Linked DNA regions of Homo sapiens: region 2 is linked to region 1. The links are chromatin loops, found by intact Hi-C in ENCODE. Cell type or tissue: HCT116. All regions are shown on one strand. Each heading gives the region's core, and the rest is flanking DNA. Links, peaks and the distances in the headings are about the cores only.

Region 1 (10,358 bases), core at 4,054-8,053:
GAGGGGTCTGGTCGGTTTCTAAGAGCAGGAGAGAGCTATCAAGGGGCTCCATGCTAGAAGGGACTGGATTGGAGGGGCTGGCTGGGAAGGAAGCAGGGATGCTCCAGGGTGCAGGGAGTATCAGGCTGTTACTGTTCTATAAGGTGATGGCTTGAACCTGGGAAGGGTGACAGAGATGGGGAATGAAGAACACCAAAGATATTTGGGAGATCAACCAATAAGATCAACACCAGACACTGTCACCTGAGTTCCTTATTGTATCAGTCAGCTACAGCTGTGTAACAAACAGCCACAATCAGCTGCAGACAGTAGACAACATTTCTTTCTGAGTCCCATGTCCACGGGCTGATCCAGCTGGTTCTGGCTGTGGGCAAGGGTCTGCTCTGCTTGCTGTTTCTTGTCCTCCTGGGACCAGCAGGCTGCCTGGGGCCAGTTCCTGCCATGGTGAGGACGGAAGTGCCAGAACATAGCCTGACTGCCCATGTGCAATTCAAACCTTCACTTGTGCCATGTTCACCAAGATCCCATTGGCCAATGGAAGTTATGTGGTGGAGCTCAAGTCCAGGAGGTGGAAGAAGACTCTTCTTGCCTTGAGGTCCCACGCGAGGGTGTGGGAACATGCTGCTGCCGTGGGGAGGGGAGAACCGTGGCTGAGAGTCCACCCGGGAGTGTGCTCTCGTTTCCCAGTGACTCTGTGGAGAGAAACATGCCAACAAAACTTATACTACAGGTAAAAGGAAGAAGACTTTGACAAAGGTGGAGCCCTTGACAGGGAATCATTTTGGGTGAAATGTCCATTAAGGAGAAAATATCTTTTTCAAAGGCCCCCTGTCCCTGGGCGTGTCAAATGCCAGTGCAAACCTAGGCCAAACACACGGAGAAATACTGGCGAGATCAACAGTTCAGGTGGGAAAATGGGCAGGTTGAGCGGCCGTCCAACTAAGAGGCCCTGGAAGGACCACCGCCTCCCTGAAGGAGCTCAGGAGGGAGAACGAACTCCCGAATTCCCAGCCCGAGTCGCAGAGCACAGGCGGAGGGGCCTGCAGATGCCCTCCTTCCAGCTCCCGCCCCACCAGGCTGGCAGCTGCCCGCAGACCAGCCAGACAGCGTCATTACAGTAATCCACCGCGGCAATGCTACACATAAAAAGATTGCTTTCCCGGAAAACTGCTGACACGCGGGTCTGGGAGGGAGCACGCCTGAGAGAGAGGAGAGATGGGCCTCCTGGATCCATACGATGCATGATGGCTCCAGCTTTAATCAATTTTCAACCCTTGAAACTAAAATAGTCGTGATTGATGAAATTCCACAAGTCAGATCTTCTCTCTATTGCCCGTGTGCTGTGAGCAGTGAAGAGGTACGCTCCCCTCAACAGCACCTCCAGGCACAGGGGGCCTTGGGCAGCCTCGTCGGAGATCCTCCCTGGGACACCCACCCTACCCCAGGCCCCTCGCGTGCTGACGTCCAAACGCAACATGAGCAGACACAAGCACGGGGTGTCTCCCAAAGGAATCATCACACCTGCACCCCCCATATCTAGGGGACACTCTCTCTGTGCTTTTTAAATTTTTTAATTAAAAATCTTTGATACATAATAGATGTACACATTTTCAGGGTACGTGTGATAATTTAATCCAGTCATGTAATTTGTAAAGGTTAAATCAGTGTAATTGGGATATCCATCAGCTTAAATATTTGTCCAATTTAGAATGATTCTCTCCTAGTTATTTTGAAATAGACAATAGCTGATTGTAATTATAGTCACCCTAGTGATCTGTCAAACATTGGGTCCTCTCTCTTCTATCGAACTGGGTGTTTGCCCTCGTGAATCAGCCTCTCTTCATCTCCCCTTCCCCTCCCCTTCCCAGCCTCTGGTAAGCATCAGTCTTCTCTCTGCCTCAGCAAGACCCGCTTTTTTTCACTCCCATGTGTGAGTAAGAGGGTGCGATATTTGTCCTTGTGTGCCTGGCTTATTTCACTTAACATAATGGCCTCCAGTTCCATCTGTGTTGCTGCAAATGACAGGATTTTATTCTTTTTTTGTGGCTGAGTAATATTCCCTGGGTATCACTTTTGCTTGTCCAGCAGATCCTCAGCAAGATCAGGAGTCTGTACTCCGGGGTCAGCAGTGGTTGAAACTGGCCCCAGGCCTCAGGAAGTCATGTCCCAGTGGACGGAGAGGTGACTGATAGAGGAAAAACAGTCCTCCCCACGGACAGGAGACTCACAAGTTTGTATGAGGGGAGTTCCTTGGAAATATACAGGAAATATCCACTTCTATCCATTTTCAAACCATATAATTATATTCCATCTGTGATCTCTACTCACTCGACCAATTATTGAAATGAGCTATTTGAAGTGGAGATGAGAAGTCTTATGTCACCACGTACCTAAATCTACTGACAGTTTAATAACTGGAATGAATATAGATCATTTTATGGCCCTGAAATGAGTGAGGCCTTTCCAAGCATCACAAAGGAAAAGATTGATATATTTGACTACATGAAAATTAAAAGCATCTGTATAGTTAGAGATACCATAAACCAAAATTAAAAGCAAATGGCAAACTAAGAGAACATATTTTCAATAGACATTACAGACAAAGAGTTAATTGTGTTCTCATAAAGCAATATAGTTTTTAAAAGACAAGCCCACCCCTAGAAAAATGGGCAAAAGACGTGAACAGGCATATTTGCCAATTACACTCTAACCAATAAGCTTATGACAAATGCCTGACTTCTCTTGAATCAAAGAAATGCAATGAAAGCATCCGTGATATTCAATTTATCTTCTGTCAAACTAGCAAATACCATTTTAAATTGTAAAACCAATTCTGGCCTAAGAATTGGGAAAATACCTGCTAGCAGAAATAAATGGGCACATCTTCTTGGGGATGGGGGTGGGGGCAATGGTGCATTCTGGAACAATGTACCCAATCCCAATAAAACTCATTAAAATGTGTCCTAAGAGGATGAGTCTCTGCACAAAAATTTGCATGGAAGAACAGTCATTACATATAATACGAAAAGCTGGAAACGGTCTCAAAAGTTAAATAAATCATGGTAGAAAGGCACGCAGCCACTGAAAGTGTTGTAGAATATTCATTGACATGTTATTCACTGACATGGAATGGTGTCCAGGCTAGGCTGACACGTAGAATAAAAGAGAGTTGCACAAATGGTGAACATCACGTGTGTACTATTCTGTAAGAAAGAAGGTGAAGAATTAAAGAAGTAGGTGATGAAGGGCATGCGAGTCCTGGTTCTCCCCAAAAACACTCTCTGGGGAACTGAGGGACCATGTGAACTTTCTTGCTGTCAATCAGAAGAGATTACTAGAGAAGCGGGTCAGTTTCTTATCTAACATGCTGACTCACCACCTTCCATCCCCACTGATTTTGTCCCGTGGATCGCTCTCCACAGTAATTTCGAAGCATCCTGTGGGAGGGGTATCCTGGGACTCACAAGCAAGTGCAGAGCCCGGGGAAGGCTGCACGCTCTGCCAGTGGCCACCAGACCCAGTGAGCCCTGGGTGCAGCGGAGGAGGCAGAAGCAGCAGGGTGGCAGGGGCAGCTGCCATCACCATTTTTTTTTTCAGCTAAAACTGATTTGTTAAAAAGGTCGTGCGAGTGACGGAGAGGTGCAGGAGCGTGGCCGGCCTCGCTCAGCCACCTTTCAGACGTGGAGGAAGACTGTGTGCAGCAGTTGCTGGCGTCTGCCTGCGTTTGAGTGCGAGCTCTACGCTCACTGGCGATGGGACCCGGGCAGCCACGGCTCCTCATTGTTTTATCCTAATCTCGAATGTGGGACATGGTAGTGTCTGGTGTGAGGTTCATACGAGTTATCATAGGGTCACCGCTCACGAAGGAAGCGTCCGATAAATGCGCGTGGCCATTGTTAACCTTGTTATTGTTACTGCATACAACCAAGCAGACACGGCCTCTTTCCAAGAGCATTTGGCTTGGATGGAGATTATGAACATCCAGCTGAGGCACGTGCACGCCCTGCACCACCGAGTCCATCAGAAGCACATACGTCGTTCCCAAAATGTGTGTGCTAGAGAGTTGACAGCGCCCGGTCATAATTATCTCAAGCTGAAAGCAGCCCAGACGCCTGCCAACCATTTCGTGTGAGTAAATACACTGTGGGATCTGCCATGCACTATGGCCCCGTGAAGGAGCAGCCTCAGCTGTGCTCAACAACCTGGATGCATCTCGCAACCTAACGTCTCGTGAGACAGCCTGGCACGCACGACGCGAACTGAGTGACTCTGCCCAGCGGAAGCACAGAACAGGCCAAACTGGCAAACGGCGTGGCACGTCCTCAAAAATCAAAAGTAGAATCACCTTGGGATTCAGCAGTGCCGCTTCTGGAAACCGGGTATGTGGCCGAAGACCTGAAAGCTGGCTCTGCACTTGTACACCTGTGTTCCCAGTAGCCTTAGTCACAGTAGCCCAAAGGTAGAAGCCACCAAGCGCCCCTCGGTGGATGAACAAAATGTGGTCTATTCACACAACGGAATATTACTCAGCCTTAAAAAAGAAGGGACTGCTAACACCGGCTACGAACTGCACGGCCCCGGAGGACACTGTGCTGAGTGAAATAAGCAGACACAGAAAGACAGGTCCTGCGTGCCTCCACTCGTACGAGGTTCCTAGAGTGGCCACACGCGTAGAGACAGAAAGTAGAGTGGGGGTAGGAGTGGCAGGGAGTTGCTGTTTCATGGGGACAGAGCCTCCGTTTGGGATGATGAAAGTTCAGATGGTGGGTGGTGGTAGCGGTTGCATGTACGTGTTTCTGTGTGTTGTTGTCCATGTACATGTTTTGGTGTGTCGTTGTCTGTGTACATGTTGTTTCTGTGTGTTGTTGTCTGTGTACATGTTTCTGCATGTTGTTGTCTGTGTACATGTTGTTTCTGTGTGTTGTTGTCTGTGTACATGTTCCTGCATGTTGTTGTCTGTGTAGGCCATGAATCTGCATCACGCCAGTGTGTTTATAATGTTCATGCTGCACATGTCTGTCAAATGAGCCAACGTGGTGCGTGTTTTATGATCTTTCACTCGATCACATGTTGAGCACTGTGCGGGCTCAGGTCGCTGTCACATCATGGGGGCTGCAGAGTAGAGACCGACCAGCCGACCCGGCACGTTGCCTGGGGCTGGGCTTGGATCTCTTGGGGATCGTGGTGGGTAAGAGTGAGGAGGGGTCCCCATTCTGAAAGGCATGAACAATGCTTTCATTTGCCCCTTACCCCCAAGATTCCAGTTGGTCAGGGAGTCCCCCTTCTCCTGCCCTCCTGGGTTAGGGGTCCTGGCCTTTGGTGGGTAGGGGGCAAAGTGATGAGTAGAATCTAAACATGCTGTCATGGTTTCAAATGGTGGTAAGGCTGTTCATTCACCTGGGTAACCAGTGCCCCCATCTTTCAGGGTCTGTGGGATTAGAAGCAACTTTTATTCCAGCCTCTTGACTTATTCTTATTTTCTAAACTTCTATAATGAACTTGTGTTGGTTTTTTAAAAGGAAAGAAAATGTATTTCCGGCCAGGCGCGGTGGTGGCTGAAGCCTGTAATCCCAGCACTTTGGGAGGCTGAGGCAGGCAGATCACCCGAGGTCAGGAGTTTGAGACCAGCTTGGCCAACATGGCAAAACTCTGTCTCTACTAAAAATACAAAAATTAGCAGGGCGTGGTGGCACACGTCTGTAATCCCCATGCATTTGGTGGCGATGTGAGGCCCAGTTGGACTTCCTGCATGCAGAACTGATTAGAGGCACCTGGGCCTCCCCTACCCGTGTGCTGGGGGCCTCCTCTGACCTCTGCACCTGGAGCTTGCAGGTAGATGCTGAAGTTGAGCTTCCCTGCACCTTAGTGTTCTGGGATCCCAAATCTATCCACCCCGCTGCTCCACCCTGCTCAGGGTGCCCATCAAGGGCCGTGGGGACTATAGCTCATCAGAGACCTTCCTGTTCCTCCTCAGAGATGCTGGTTTCCGAGGAGTCCCAGGAGGGCTCCCAGCAGGGGCCGACGGACATCCACACAGCAGCAGATTCCAGCTGGGGTCGCTGGGTGCCTGGGCTCAGCAGGGGCGAGGCTGCCCTCTCATGGCCAGGAGAGGCACTGCCTGGGAGGCCAGTGGGAAGGCCCCGGGGACTTCACAGGTCCACACCCGCAGGGAGAGGAGTGGACCCCACGCAGGGATTGGGCTGTTGGGGCCTCTGTGCCTCCCGGAACCCCACGCATTTGGTGGTGACGTGAGGCCCAATTGGACTTCCTGCATGCAGAACTGATTAGAGTTACGAGAAAGACTTTTTAAAAAAAGACCCTGAGATGTCAGCTTTGGCAGCTGTACCTACCGGTGGAAGAACAGGCTCCTTCCCTCAAGCATGACTGAAAACCGTTTAAAAAGAAGTGCTCTGATTCAATGGTTCCCAGTTACACCGAGTTATGGAGACATCGTCCCTGGAGCGGGGCCCGCAAGAGTCTTTCCCTCCCATGGGGCAACGCAGTGGCTGCGGATCCCAGCCAGCCCCGAGGGACACAAGTGTGGCCGTGGTCAGCTGCGGCTTTGCTAGAGGCCCTCCCTGCTCTCATGAGACCCCGAGGGTGTTGGCTTTCTGCCCCCAAGACTGACAAATGGCCAGGTGGGCCTGCAGGTGACCTCCTTCCCTCATGGGCAGCAGGAACCAGGTGGGCCCCCACAGTGCCTGGGGCAGCTTATGCAGCAGTTACAGAGATCTGGATCTGGGTGAGTGTTTCCTTTTATTCCTTCTTATATTTTCAAAAATATAATATGTCTATGCATAGAAAAATGCCCGCAGCATATGCAGAAGTCACCAGCACATACTGGGATGATCCCAGGAGGCAGTGGTCAGTGAGGTCAGTGGGGTCCCCTGCCCCAAGGCCACCTAGGGGCCCAGCCTTGCCTGGGGCCAAGACATCACTGAGCAATGAAGATGTGAGCCTGGGGCACCTGTGACTCTGCGTGTCACTCCAGAGCCCAGCTGAGGCGCTGGAAGGGGCTCCAGGAAAAGCCAATTTGGGCACCCGGAGGGGTGACACCCACAGTGGCCCAGGTCTTCTGCTTTCTTGAAATCCACGAGATTTTGATGAAATAAAAGCCATTGGCGCCTCCTTGGGGTCTCACAGTCTCACGTGACAACCGGGAGAGAAGCCGGAGGTGGGTGGGTCAGGCCATTCCGGGCACACAGCGGGACAGCAGACCCTGAGGACACTTGTCCCCGCCTGGGAGTTCTCCACCCTCCTGTTCTCGGATGTGACTCAGCAATGCCAGGGCTCTGCAGCTCCGGGAAGGCCCCGAATCGGCCTGCCAGGCCCACTGTGAGACACGAGGAGGAAGGGGTGGCGGCTCCTCAGCCGACACTACCCCAGGCAGGCTTCCTGTTTGTGCCCCACTAGGACCTGTCTCCTGCACGGCCAGCCCTGAGAGCCCCACAGGGTTCGTCTGTTTCTCCCCCAGAGACCAGGAGGCTGGAGGGATCCGTGGGCCCATTTTACAGATGGCATAGGGCAGAGACTCGAGGCCAGGCCTAGGTCTGGCCTCACACCTGACCCCCACCTGCCCCCAGCCAAAGGTCACAACCCCAACCCCCTCCACATCCGTAGGTCATGCCTTGGAAAACTGCCCCACCCATGCAGAAGATGGGAGATTTTGTCTAAGAAAAGAATGATGGCTTTGCAAATATTTCCACTCTGGTTCCCCATGACAGTTCACTGTGAAACCCCGGTGACCCCACATGACCTGCCGTTTCCTGTACAAGGGGGTCCCAGGTCTGAGTAATTTTGAGATCACGAGGTCCCAGGATGTGGCATTTGACACGGGCAGCTAAGGCCAGGAGCAGCCAGCAACCCCAGAGCCCAGCCCCTCCCCGGGGCTCTGAGGGGAGGAATTCTCTCCCCCGGGTAAATGCACCCAGGTGGAGGTGTCAGGTCAGCCACACAGACCGACCTTCCCGCCCAACGCTCCTGACTCACCAGGGCTGGAGGACCACCAGGGACCTCCCTGAAGGCTCCATCCTGTGTGGGCTGACTGTGGGGCCAGAGAAAGAGGAAGCTTCCAGGCTGGGCCCCACTACCCAAGAACCTAAAGCAGCCCCCGGTTCTGCACGGGGAGCAGCGTCTCCTCTTGCCCCCTGGCTGGTGAGCAGAGCTTCCTTCCACAAAGCGGGGGGTCAGTGGAGACAGCCCACTCTATCCCCAAAATGCTGGGCCAGTCGGGGGATGGGCCACTCTGTCTCTGAAATGCCAGACCAGATTGTTCATCTGCAGGGTTTCTTCGGCGCGAGATGAGAGGCCTCTGGTCCCATCCTAGGAACCACGGCCCAGACTGTCCCTGCCTCAGAAGAGTGACATGGACACCCACACACAGTCCCCCCAAACAGAGACACACACGCCGACAAACCTGTGCACGCTCATGCCCACTCACACGCCACACCCCCTCCCCTGCTGGGCACCAGATAATGGAGCTGCGGAGCTGTGTGGCTGCAAGCCGCCCTTTCCGAGCTTCTGCTAGGTGGTGTGTTCAAACCTGCAGGCTTCGAAGAGTTCTGAGCATCTAGAAGAGCAGAGTCCAGTAAAAATGTAGCAAAGCCACGCATGTAAGTTTACCTGTGCTGGCAGCCATACTGACAAAAGGGAAAATAAACAAATGAGATTAATTTTAATACTTTTTTATTTATTTATTTATTTTTTGATACGGAGTTTCGCTCTTGTTGCCCCAGCTGCAGTGTAATGGCACAATCTCGGTTCACTGCAAACTTTAGCTCCCAGGTTCAAGCTATTCTCCTGCCTCAGCCTCCCAAGTAGCTGGGATTACAGGTATGCGCCACCACGCCCAGCTAATTTTGTATTTTTAGTAGAGACAGGGTTTCTCCATGCTGGTCAGGCTGGTCTCGAATTCCCAACCTCAGGTGATCCGCCCGCCTCGGCCTCCCAAAGTGCTGGGATTACAGGCATGAGCCACGGCACCCAGCCAATACTATTTTTATTTAAATCCAATAGAGCCATAATATTATCACTTGGATAATCAATACAAAGAATTATTATTTTGAGGGATGGAGTCTCGCTCTGTCACCCACGCTGGGGCACAGTGGCGCAATCTCGGCTCACTGCAACCTCTGCCTCCCGGGTTCAAGTGATTCTCCTGCCTCAGCCTCCCGAGTAGCTGGGATTGCAGGCGTGTGCCACCCCATGCCCAGCTAATTTTTGTATTTTTAGTAGAGATGGGGTTTCGCCATGTTGGCCAGGCTGGTTTCGAACTCCTGACCTCAGGTGATCCACCTGCCTTGGCCTCCCAGAGTGCTGGAATCACAGGCATGACCCACCATGCCTGGCCTAAAGAATTATTAAAGAGTGATTTTACTCTCCCTTTTTTCTACTAAGTCTTTAAAATCTAGTGTTTGTTTTACACTTATAGACCATCTCAATCAGACACTAAATTTTTATCAGAAATCCTTGATTGTATTTAGATTTAATAAAATGTAGAGTAAAAAAGTATATTGTCACCCAAATTGTTTCAAACAAACTTGAAAGTTTTTAATAATGGAAATGGGTATTGGTTTTAAATTTTTAAGACAATACAATAAAACCCTCTGTGCCAAATCCCCCACAGAGTCATGGCATTGGGGTTTCGAAGGCCTCATTGCTGGCCCCCACCTGCAGGCATCCCTTCTGGGTTGACAGCCACGAGATGAGTGTTATCAGTGTCTGTGGGAGAAGCAGGGGCTCTGAGGTTGGGCGAGCGAAGGATCAGGTGGGCACTGCACACCGAGGGCACAAGAGCCTGGGAAGCCCCACCATGAGGGGCGGACTTGACTGAGCCCAGGCGTCCAGGCCCTTGTGGGCACAGAGTCTCCTCCCCAGGAGGCTGTTAGCACTCGGGGGGCGGGGGGCTCTGCTCGCCCTAGACCCCTCTTCTGGACAGATGGCAGCACCATGCCCCTCCCAAGCCCCATACCCCTGTGCAAGCCCTGCCTGCTGCCCGGAGGACCCATGCAAAAGCCGTCACCGCCCACGTCCAGGCCTGGGGGTGGGGGGAAGAGCACTCAAGTGCAAGAGGCAGACCCTGTGCCCCCACCCCTCCGGTGCCTCCCTCACCCCTCCTGTGCCTCCCCTACCCTCCCGTGCCTCCCCCACCCCTCCCGTGCCTCCCCCTCCACTCCTCCCATGCCTCCCCCCACCCCTCCCGTGCCTCCCCCTCCACCCCTCCCGTGCCTCCCCCACCCCTCCCGTGCCTCCCCCTCCACCCCTCCCGTGCCTCCCCCTCCACCCCTCCCGTGCCTCCCCCTCCACCCCTCCCGTGCCTCCGCTGCCCTGGGGTCGCAGCCTGGCAGGTCCTGCGCACC
Region 2 (10,358 bases), core at 2,377-6,376, 93 kb before region 1:
GTTCCTGGTATAGAGTGGATTGGGAGCAGGAGTCCCCAAGAACCTGGGGCCCTTCAGCTTTTGTAGACACCAGCCTCGGCCTCTCTGGAGCCATATGTGGAGGCCCATGCACACCGGGTGGGGTCTCCGGAGGCCGAGGTAAAAGCCCCACAAGAATTCTGCTGACTCTCACACACTGCCCTCTGCCTCCCCCAGGCCTCGTCCCACTGGCCACGCACAGGCAGCTGGGTCTGGGTGTGATGGGCAAGTGCACGTGTCCATTGGGGATGTCTGGGGAATGAGGCAAACAGACCCCCAACCCCCGCAGCCCTCGGTGCAGCCCCTCAGCCCCAGGGCAGAACACGGTCTTTCTCGGCCAGCGGGGGATGGTGATGGGCCTCAGGGCCGTTCCTGCTTTGCTCCTGTCATATTCTAGTTATTTTATTACAACTATGGCTTTCTGGATCCCAAACCATGTACACATGAGGATCTCAATCCTGAAGATAACATAAAAACTGCGCCGGGCACAGGGGCTCACGCCTGGAATCCCAGCACTTTGGGGGGCTGAGGCAGGAGGATTGCTTGAGCCCAGGAGTTCGAGACCAGCCTGGGCAACACGGCGAAACCCTGTCTCTACAAAAAATACAAAATATTAACTGGGCGTGGTGCGCACGCCTGTAGTCCCAGCTACTGGGGAGGCTGGGGTGGGAGGATCACCTGAGCCCAGGAGGTTGAGGCTGCAGTGAGCCGAGATTGCGTTACTGCACTCCAGCCTGGGTGACGGAGCAAGACTCTATATCAGAAATCAAAACAAAAAACTGTAACAACTTTGGCTGGATTTTCTAATTTTTAAAAAATTAATAGACTTTATATTTTTGACCAGTTTTAGGTTTACAGAAAAATCGAGTGTATGGAAAGCCTCCGTGTGCCCTTCCCCCACTATTGGCGTCTCATGTTGGTGCGGTACATTTGTGACAATTGATGAGTTAATACTGATACCCATCATTATTAACTAGAGGTCATACTTCACTCTTAACACTGCACATTCAGTGGTGTTTATTTTTTTTTGTTTTTTTTTTTTTGAGACGGAGTCTCACTCTGTCGCCCAGGCTGGAGTGCAGTGGTGCCATCTCGGCTCACTACAAGCTCCGCCTCCCAGGTACACGCCATTCTCCTGCCTCAGCCTCCTGAGTAGCTGGGACTACAGGCGCCTACCACCGTGCCCAGTTAATTTTTTGTATTTTTAGTAGAGACAGGGTTTCACCGTGTTAACCAGGATGGTCTCGATCTCCTGACCTCGTGATCCGCCCACCTCGGCCTCCCAAAGTGCTGGGATGACAGGTGTGAGCCACCGCGCCCGGCCCATTCGGTGGGTTTGGACAACTCTGTAAAGTCCTGTATCCACCGTCACTACTGCATCATACAGGATATTTCCGCAGCCCTAAACATCCTGTGTTCCTATTCAGCCCTTTCTTCCCTCCCCACAAACTCCTGGAAACCTCGGATCTTTTCCATAGCTTTGCCTTTTCTAGAATGTGGTATGTTTGGAATCACACAGCATGGAGCATTTTTGGATTGACTCCTTCCCACTGGCAATAGCGTTTGAGGTTTCTCTGTGACTTCTTGCGGCTCGACGGCTCATTTCTTTTCAGCACCGAATATGACTCGGGTTTATCCAGTTACCACCCGAAGCACTTCTGCTGTATACATCCACTTGTGGGAATTTGTGTGGACGTAAGTTTTAAATTCCTTTGGGTAAATACCAAGGAGCACGATTGCTGGACCGTGTGGTAAGAGCACGTTTAGTTTTGTAAGAAACCGCCAGACTGTCTTCCAGCAGCCGCGCCATGTTGCCTTCCCAGCAGCCACGGCTGAGGGTCCTGTTTCTTCACATCCTCGCCAGCGTTCGGTGCTGTCCGTGTTCTGGGTTTTGGCCGCTCTAGTAGGTGTGTGGTGGCATCTCTTGGTTGTTGTTAATTTGCGTTTCCCTGGTGATGTAGGACGTGGAGCAGCTTCTTATATGCTGGTTTGTCATCTGTAGATCTTAGGAGAGGTGTCTGTTCAGGTCTTTTGCCACCCCCACTTTTTTTTTTTTTTTTTTTTACAGAGTCTCGCTCTGTTGCCCAGGCTGAAGGGCAGTGGCACCATCTCGGCTCACGGCAATCTCCACCTCCCGGGTTCTTCAGGCTCCTGAGTAGCTGGGATTACAGGTGCGTGCCACCACGCCCAGCTAATTTTTTTGTATTTTTAATAGAGACAAGGTTTTACCATGTTGGTCAAGATGGTCTTGCTCTCTTGACCTCGTGATCCGTCTGCCTTGGCTTCCCAAAGTGCTGGGATTACAGGCGTGAGCCCCCATGCCCGGCCTTTTGCCCATTTTTAATAGGGTTGTTAGTTTTCTTTTTCTTTTTTGGAGACAAGAGTCTCCCTCTATCTCCCAGGCTGGAGTGCAGTGACATGATCTCAGCTCACGGCAACCTCTGCCTCCCGGGTTCAAGGGATTCTCCCACCACAGCCTCCTGAGTAGCTGGGACTACAGGCATGTGCCACAATGCCCAGACAATTGTTGTATTTTTGGTAGAGACAGGGTTTCACCATGTTGGCCAGGCTGGTCTCAAACTCCTGATCTCAAGTGATCCACTGGCCTTGGCCTTCCAAATTGCTGAGATTACAGGTGTAAGCCACCGCGCCCAGCTGGTTGTTTATTTTCTTATTGTTGAGTTTTAAGAGCTCTTTGCATATTCTGTGGCTGGCTTTTATTCTTTTCATAGTGTCTTTTGCAGAGTAGAATTTGTTAATTTTAATGAAGTTCAGCTATCAATTCTTTCATAGATTTTTCTTTGCTGGTTTATCTGAAAAGTGACCCCCAGAACTCAAGTTCTCTAGTTGGAATTTTTAATTAAAAAAACAACAACCTTGAGCTTTACATAAAGTTTTAATTGGTTAACACAAAAAATATTAACATACTCTTGGATCTAAAATAATTCTAATAGGTAGACATTTTGCCACCCAGTGGGTAGAGGATGGTCCCCCCAGGCTGACTGACTCTGATTTGGTTCAGGTCAGCCCTACCATGAATCTCCATCTGCTCAGCATCTACCTTGAAAGTCCAAGTGAGTAAGGGAGACGGTGACTTCTGTGGTTTCCCTGGAGATTCCCAGGGCTATCAGCGTGGCTGGGGGAGCCCCTGACTCCAGCTCGGGTGTGTGGCCTCGGTCTTAATCGGGGCTCTGGACGACGACGCACGGGGAGATAAGAGCCTGGTCCAGCCAGGCTGGCACCATGGACTATTGTGACCTCCTGTCTGGACAGCCGTCCAGTGATTGGGACAGGTGGTCTGGGTTTTCTAGCAATGCCCCCACACCGTCTATGCCCCCTGCCTCCTGCAGCCCTGGGTCTCCCGCAGCCCCGGATCTCACGCAGCCCCGCCTGGGGCCACCACCATGACTCGCTGAAATGTCACCAGGGTAAAAAAGGTCAGAGCTGCCTGGGCCACATGAATGAGAGTCCTGTGAGCAGCTCAGCGGCCTCCCCACCAGTTGTGGAAGAGTGCCCTCTGCCCCTTCTCTGTCTCTCTGTGTCTCTGTCTCTCTCTCACTGCTGAGTCCCAGAAGGCCTCCCCGAGGTCCACCCACCCAGACCCTCCTGGAACCCCATTTCACTCCCTCCCCATGCTCTCTAATGGCTGGCTGCCTTCACTTTTCTAGCCAGTCCTTGTGGGAGGGGTTGGGGGCAGACCTGGGCAGATGTGGACTCAGGCCCTCTAGGTTCCATCTGCCCCCGGCCCTCCCCAGAGCCCTCCTGGGAGTGTGAGTGCAGGCGTCCAGCGGAGACGCTGACACCCTCTGGAGTCCCAGCTCTGCCATGCTGGGCACTGCCACTTCTCTGAAACCGGCTTCCTCATCTGAGAAGTGGGCTGGTAAGAGTCCGCACGATGGAGAGGGTTGCACTGGACAGAGCTCTCCGTGTCAGCCCGGCTGCAGGAAGCCCCCCATGTCTGTGCCCGGAGCCCCTGGGTGCCTGGAACTTGGGGAATGAACTCAAACAGAGACCCCGCCTGCTCACTGCTGTTTGCCCAGCTGCTTCTCTGGCAGGCATGGCGGGGAATGGGGTCATTTCTGAATATTCTTTAGAATTCCAGCCTCTATTTTCACGAGCCGATCGGCTGTTCGGCCTCACACCATTGGCGAGCGAGGATCCAGCCCGTTCTGATCTCCGCCCTTGTGGGCGAGTGACAAGGTGATGTCCCTGGGGGTGAGTCAGAGGAACTAGGGGCCTCAGAGGGGCGGGGACCAGGCAGGGCCACCTCCCCACCGCAGCTCCACCCTCCCTTTGATGCTCCCTACCCGCCACCCGTCTGGAACATATGAGCGGCATGCTTAACAGAATTGTACAGTCTCTCTTTAAAATTTTTTTACAGTAAATGGAGAAAAACATTTGCATTATTTCAAGAAACTAAGTGACTGAAGTTTGTTGTTGGCTCCTGTGGACTTTCATTGATTTTCAACAATGGGACCAAGATTCTCAATAAAAAAATATAAGCCCAACAAGGAGGCCTCTCATTTTCAGTAGATTATTTTGTTATCTTTTAGATGGGGTGCGCTATTGAAGAATATTTTGGAGATTTAAAAAAAGCAGTTTAAAAAATTAATATCTGCCCACTGTAAACAGTAGGAGAGTTGGGGCGCTCCTACTCCCACCCCCCGCCTGCCTCAGCCCCCCTCAGGTGGCCCTTACCTGCCCCATCTGGGTGGGAACAAGCCCCCCGGGCTTCAGCATCTGCTCAGGCTCACCCTTGTCAGCTGCAGATTCTCTGTGTTGGGGGAGGGTCCCAGGAGCTCCCCCCTCCCCCAGGCTGCTGTAAGTCTCCGGAGGCTTCTGTTGGGGGCAGGGAGGGGCATCCGCTTCGTGGCCTCACAGCAAAGAGAAGAGATGTTTTTTCTTTAAGAAGCAGAAGGGTGAGTGGCTGCAGACGGCTCTCCCCCAGCTTTGTTTAGATTTATCTTCTTTATAAGCTGCGCTGGGCTGGACTCTCTGCTAAACCGCCAAGGGGATGTGTGAGCCAATTACACACTGAACTGGGCAGGAAATGTTGAGGAAAAATGAAGTTTCCATCTGGCAACTTCCAACCCAAACTTCGCCTGGACGCGAGGGAAATCCCCGTGAGCCGCAAGATGCTCTTTGCTCAACGTCTTCACGGCACCTTCCCACGGGAGACGCGACGCAGGAATGGAGCGGGGACGAGTGGGCCTCGGCCGGTAGCTGGCTCCCTGCGGCCTCCTACCCCGGCTGGGGTGGCCCTTTGCCTTCTTTGTGGAGAAGGGACGCCAGGGTCTTGAGACTGTTAAATAAAGCACAATCTCCGGGAAGCAGAGAGGTCGAGCATCCCCTAACCCCAGCTAGCACCCGGCAGTGACCAGCCAGCCCCGAGCCAGCCCTTTAGAGCCCCTAAACCCACAGCAAGGCTGCCTGTGGCGGAGGAGCTGGGCCCTGGACCCTGGTGCTTGCAGGCCATGGCGGGGGGAGTGGGGGGGGCTCTCTCGCACGTTTCCTTACTTGTCCCAGGGGCCAGATCCTCCCGGCTCGGGGGATGTCATGCAAGGCAGTGAGGACCCAGCGGGTCCCTGCTCAGGTGGAGATAAAGAGGAAGGCGATGGAGAAGGGGGCATCCATGGGCCCTGCACCCTGTCACCTGGGTGCCATCCGAGAGCCACTGCTAGGTCCCTGTGGCAGCGTCCTGTGCCACCCCTGACGCAGATGAGGGACAGGGACGGCCCACCAGCAGTGAGAAAGAGACACACCCATTGTGGAAGCTCGGATGGCCGTTCTGACGGGAAAGTCACCTGGGGTTCCCCCAGTGTTTCTACTACTGTTTGGGAGTGGACGGTGGTCGTTGTGGGTGGCTGATTAGTGCTTGTGTCTCTTCAGCTCCAACGCGAGTGGTTGACTTCCCGGGCTTGTCAGTCTCTGGTGGCTGCTGTGGCAAACGGACCCAAACTTAGTGGCTCGAAGCCACCTGGCTTTACTGTCTTACAGTTTTGGAGAGGTCTGCATGGGTCTCCCTGGGTCAAAATCAAGGTGTGGGCCAGGCTGCTTCCCTCTGGAGACTTCAGGGGAGGCTCGCTCCCTCCTCCCCTGCCTCTGGAAGTGCCTGCGTCCCTTGGCTCGTGGCCCCGCCTCCATCTTGAAGGCCAGCTGTGCAGCATGGCCCATGCTCCCTGCTCCATTGCACGCCTCCTACCTTCCCTGACCGCTTGAGCCCCTTGCGATGATCTGCACTGGGCCCACCCAGGGTCACCTCCCATCCCATGTCCTTCATCCCATCTGCAATGTAAGGTGACATGGCCACCTGTTCGTTCTGCAGATTAGAATGAAGACATCTTTGGAGCCATTATTCTTCCTTCCACTCAGGGAAGAACTTTCAGTGGGTAGCAGTGCCTTGGCTACCATGATGGGACGGCCGGGTGGCTGTCATTTCTTGGGACCCCCGCCCTAACACACCCCTGGCGACATGCTGAGCCTCACTGCATCTTTGCAAACCTTGGCAAGTCTCCTGTTGTGCCTCTGGGGAAGCCTCTCAGTGGAAGGGCCATGTCCCTTTTGGATGTCATCTCACCACATCACTGCTTCTGCTACAGGTCTCTCCTCTGCTGGTTCCTGACAGGAAGGAGGTGCTGCCAGCGCTGACCCCACAGGGAGGGTCTGCGGAGAGGTAGCCGGGATGATGGGGTGGCTCTGGGGACCTGGGGAGCCAGGCCTGGCTGCGTGATGCTGCATTTCTGCTCGCTCAGCCTCCCCTGCCCAGCCACTGTGGAGCAGGTGTTGGTGGGGTGGGCAGTGGCTGCAGCCTGGCTCCCTTTAATGTCTACCCCAAGCGGGCCATTCGGCCTGTCCCTCCTCCGTGCTCCTTTCCCAAGCTTCAGGGTGGGGGGCATCGGACCCAAGTTCCTCTCCTTGGGGCAACCCTTGTCACTGTAGAGGTGGCTCCCTGGGGCCACTTTGAGTGGAGGGACGGCCCCCAACAACCCTGCTTTAGCCGCTGGTACTGATGATGAAGGTGGGCCAGGCCCCGAGGCTCCTTTCCACTTTTGCTTAGGTGAAGCCAAGCTGGGGAGGCTCTGAGCGCCGGGCCACCAGGGGTTTCTCTTCAGCCCCCTCCTCTGCTGCAGGGAAGTCCCTACAGCGACTCTTCCTGGAATCTGGCCCCAGTGGCTGGACGATGGGGAGAAGGAGGAGTGGGGGCGGGGTGCGCCAGCAGGCACAGGCTGCAGGCTTAGGAAGGTGGTACAGGAGGAGACCTCTTCTGCAACCATTTTAGATTTACAGAAAATTTGCGATAATACAGAGAGTTACTGTGTACGTCTGGTGAGCTTTAAAAAAATTAAGAGACTATTTTTTATAATAGCAGTTTTAGTTTTACAGAAAAATGTTGTAGAAGTACAGAGTTCCCTTATGCCCCCTGCCCAGCATGTGCACGGCCCCCCCGCCCCCGCCCCCTACGGTCCACATCCCACCACAGGTGCAGTGGCTGCAGCAGGTGACCGGGCATCAACATGTCAACATGTCCTTATCACCCGGAGTCCGCCCTTTACCACACGGCTCGCTCTTGGCGCTGGGTGTTCTGTGGGTCTGACTTGTTTATAACGGCACAGATTTCCCCCTCCCGCTGCGTCCCATGGAGCAGCTCCACTGCCCTCTGCCCTCACACCCTCTGGGCTCCTCCTGTTCACCCCTCCTCGCCCTAACCCTGGCAGCCACTGGTCTTTCTGCTGTCTCCGTGGTTTCGTCTTTTCAAGAGTGTCATACCCAGTAAGGCTTCATTTCATATCATTGATAGGTTTTTGGAAACTGGGACTTTAAGCAAAATGACGTATAACAAAATGAATTTGACCACAGGCTAATTAACATGAACAAGAGTTAAGTTCCTATGGCATATTTCTGGTCACAAAAACATCACCAAACTTCTAAATAAAGTCCAAAGCCCTTCTAATATTAAACATGGAAACAAATGTGAACTGTGCGTTTTTAATCAAGAATTTAAGAAGGATTATTAAAAACAAGTAAGATAACTATTTCCCCACTTATTCCAGTTCAGGGTGACTAGAGCTCATGCCCCCATCTCGGGGCACCAGGCGGGAACCCACCTGGACACAGCGCACGCCGCTATGGGAGTTGCCGTCCTGGAGTGGGCACTCACACTCCGTCCTGGGGCAGGCACTCCGACGGGAACAGCTTCGACACGCCAGCTCCCCTACGTGCACATCTTTGGGGCACGGAAGGAAACTGGAGCATCCACAGAAAACCCACGCGGACCTGGGGCGATGCACAGGCTCCCCGGACAGTGGCCCTGGGTGGGAGCAGATTTGCTTTTCTCAACATTATGATGAAACAACGTTAAAGAAAATAACATTGGCCGGGTGCGGTGGCTCACGCCTGTAATCCCAGCACTTTGGGAGGCCGAGGCAGGCAGATCACGAGGTCAGGAAATCAAGACCATCCTGGCTAACACGGTGAAACACCATCTCTACTAAAAATACAAAAAATTAGCCGAGCGTGATGGCTGGTGCCTGTAGTCCCAGCTACTCGGGAGGCTGAGACAGGAGAATGGCGTGAACCCGGGAGGCGGAGCTTGCAGTGAGCCGAGATCGCGCCACTGAACTACAGCCTGGGCGACACAGCGAGACTCCGTTTCAAAAACAAAAAAAAAAGGAAATAACATTATTCAAGGACCTGCTATCATTCATTGAAACCATGCGTCATGCAGCCTCTTTAGACTGGCTTCTTTCACTTAACAATATGCCTTCAAAGTTCCTTCAGATCTTTTCAGACCTTGATACACGTTTCCCTTTATTCTTGATCAGATTCATCATATTCAAATATCATAGTTGGTTACGATTATTTTACTTTTAAAGACTGGGTTTCGCTATGTTGCCCAAGCTGGACGTGAACTCCTGGGCTCAAGCGATCCTCCCGTCTCAGCCTCCTGAGTGGTTGGGATGACAGGCGTGAGCCACGTCGTGGGGCTTCATTTCTCTCTATTGTAGAATAATATCCCATTGTCTGGATGGGCCGTAGTTTGTTTATGCGTTTAACCCTGTTCACCTGCTGAAGCACATCTTGGATGTTTGCAGGTTTTGGCGACTCTGAATGAAGCTGCTGCAAGCACCTGAGTGCAGGTTGTTTTGCGGCAGGGAAGGCCTTTGCTGTAACGATGCAGTGTGCTCAGTCCTAGTGTTATGGGTTGAATTATGGCCACAAAAAATTCCTGTGTTAAGTTTCTAACCCGCAGTACCCTGGAATGTGGCTTTCTTTGGAAATAGGGTCATTGCAGGTGTAATTGGTTAAGATGATGTCATACCAGAGTAGGCCTTGATCCAATGTGAGTGCGTCCTGATACAAAGGGGAAATCTGGACACACAGACACCCACGCAGGAAGGCCGTCTTCATCTTCGTGTGATGGTGACGGAAAGTTGGAGGCAGAGAGCCAGGGGGTGTTTCTATGAGCCAAGGAACGCCAGGGTGCTGGCAGCTGCCAGGAGCTGGGAGGGAGGCCTGGGACAGAGTCTTCCTCGTGGCCTCTGGAAGGAGCCAACCCCACTGACACCGGGATCTGGGACTTTGGCCTCCAGAACAACAGACAATGCATTTCTGGTGTTCAGCTGCCCAGTCTGCTGTCCTTTGTCCTGGTGGCCCCTGGACACTCACACACCCAGTGGGCCTGTGTGTTTAGGGCTGGCCATGGCCAGGCAGCACGGGAGGACTTTGCACACGGGATCTCCTTGCAGCTTCTAACTGCCTGGGAGGGAGGTGCTGGTGTCCCTGTGTTTGGTGCTCGGGCTGCCTCCCAGGTGGTGGTCCCAGCCCAGGGCTCCGTGGCTCATCCGCTTACTGCCAGCACCCGTGATGTTCACCTCCGCCCCGGCTGAAGACCATGAAAAGTTTGTGCTCAAACAGCGGCAGCCTGGGGTTCACCCTGGCAGGTGACCCCCCGCCCACACACGCACAGCCTCCCTAACTCTCCACGGCCCCACTGCTGCTCCCGAGGGCTTCCAGAAATTTGGAGCTGAGGTGGGGCTTTGCGAACCTCTCCCGCCCTGTAGCCTGTCCACCCTCCTCCAGCCACCCTGCCGCTGATGAGGCGCGGATAGTTATTTCTGCAAGAAAAGCAGCTTTCTCTCTCTCTTTATTCCTTCAATTATGCAGCCACGTCTCGACAACGCCAGCCGTCAGAGCGGTCGGGCTGAGGGGGACAGCGCACAGGACAGCTGCAGCCAGCCCTGTCATGACCTTGGCCACCAGGGAACGCCCTGTGTGTTATCAAAATGAGAAATGTTAGCCAGGCCCTCGTGAGTTTGAGACGTGGAGACAGAGCTCCTCCC

The links. Hi-C counts contacts between places; a loop is a spot of excess contacts. Peaks named below come from ENCODE experiments on the same cell type or tissue, not always from the same donor. Only the 100,000 strongest peaks of a DNase experiment are listed, where the experiment ranks them.
Region 2: it touches region 1 in a loop (3-fold over the local background); 13 of 110 quality-filtered maps call a loop at or near these places.

Annotation. Positions count from the first base shown.
Region 1 is chr20:62,610,934-62,621,291 of GRCh38, forward strand. No RefSeq gene overlaps it. Among named protein-coding and RNA genes, the nearest start is that of LINC02970, 13 kb to the left of the region's middle. RefSeq lists enhancers at 5,872-6,021, 7,689-7,738. In HCT116, for the core only: a CTCF peak has its summit at 6,098 (motif pointing left); a DNase peak (open chromatin) is centred at 6,088.
Region 2 is chr20:62,519,776-62,530,133 of GRCh38, forward strand. No RefSeq gene overlaps it. Among named protein-coding and RNA genes, the nearest start is that of MIR1-1HG, 25 kb to the right of the region's middle. In HCT116, for the core only: no CTCF peak of the experiment used is centred there; a DNase peak (open chromatin) is centred at 4,276; H3K4me3 peaks cover 607 bases.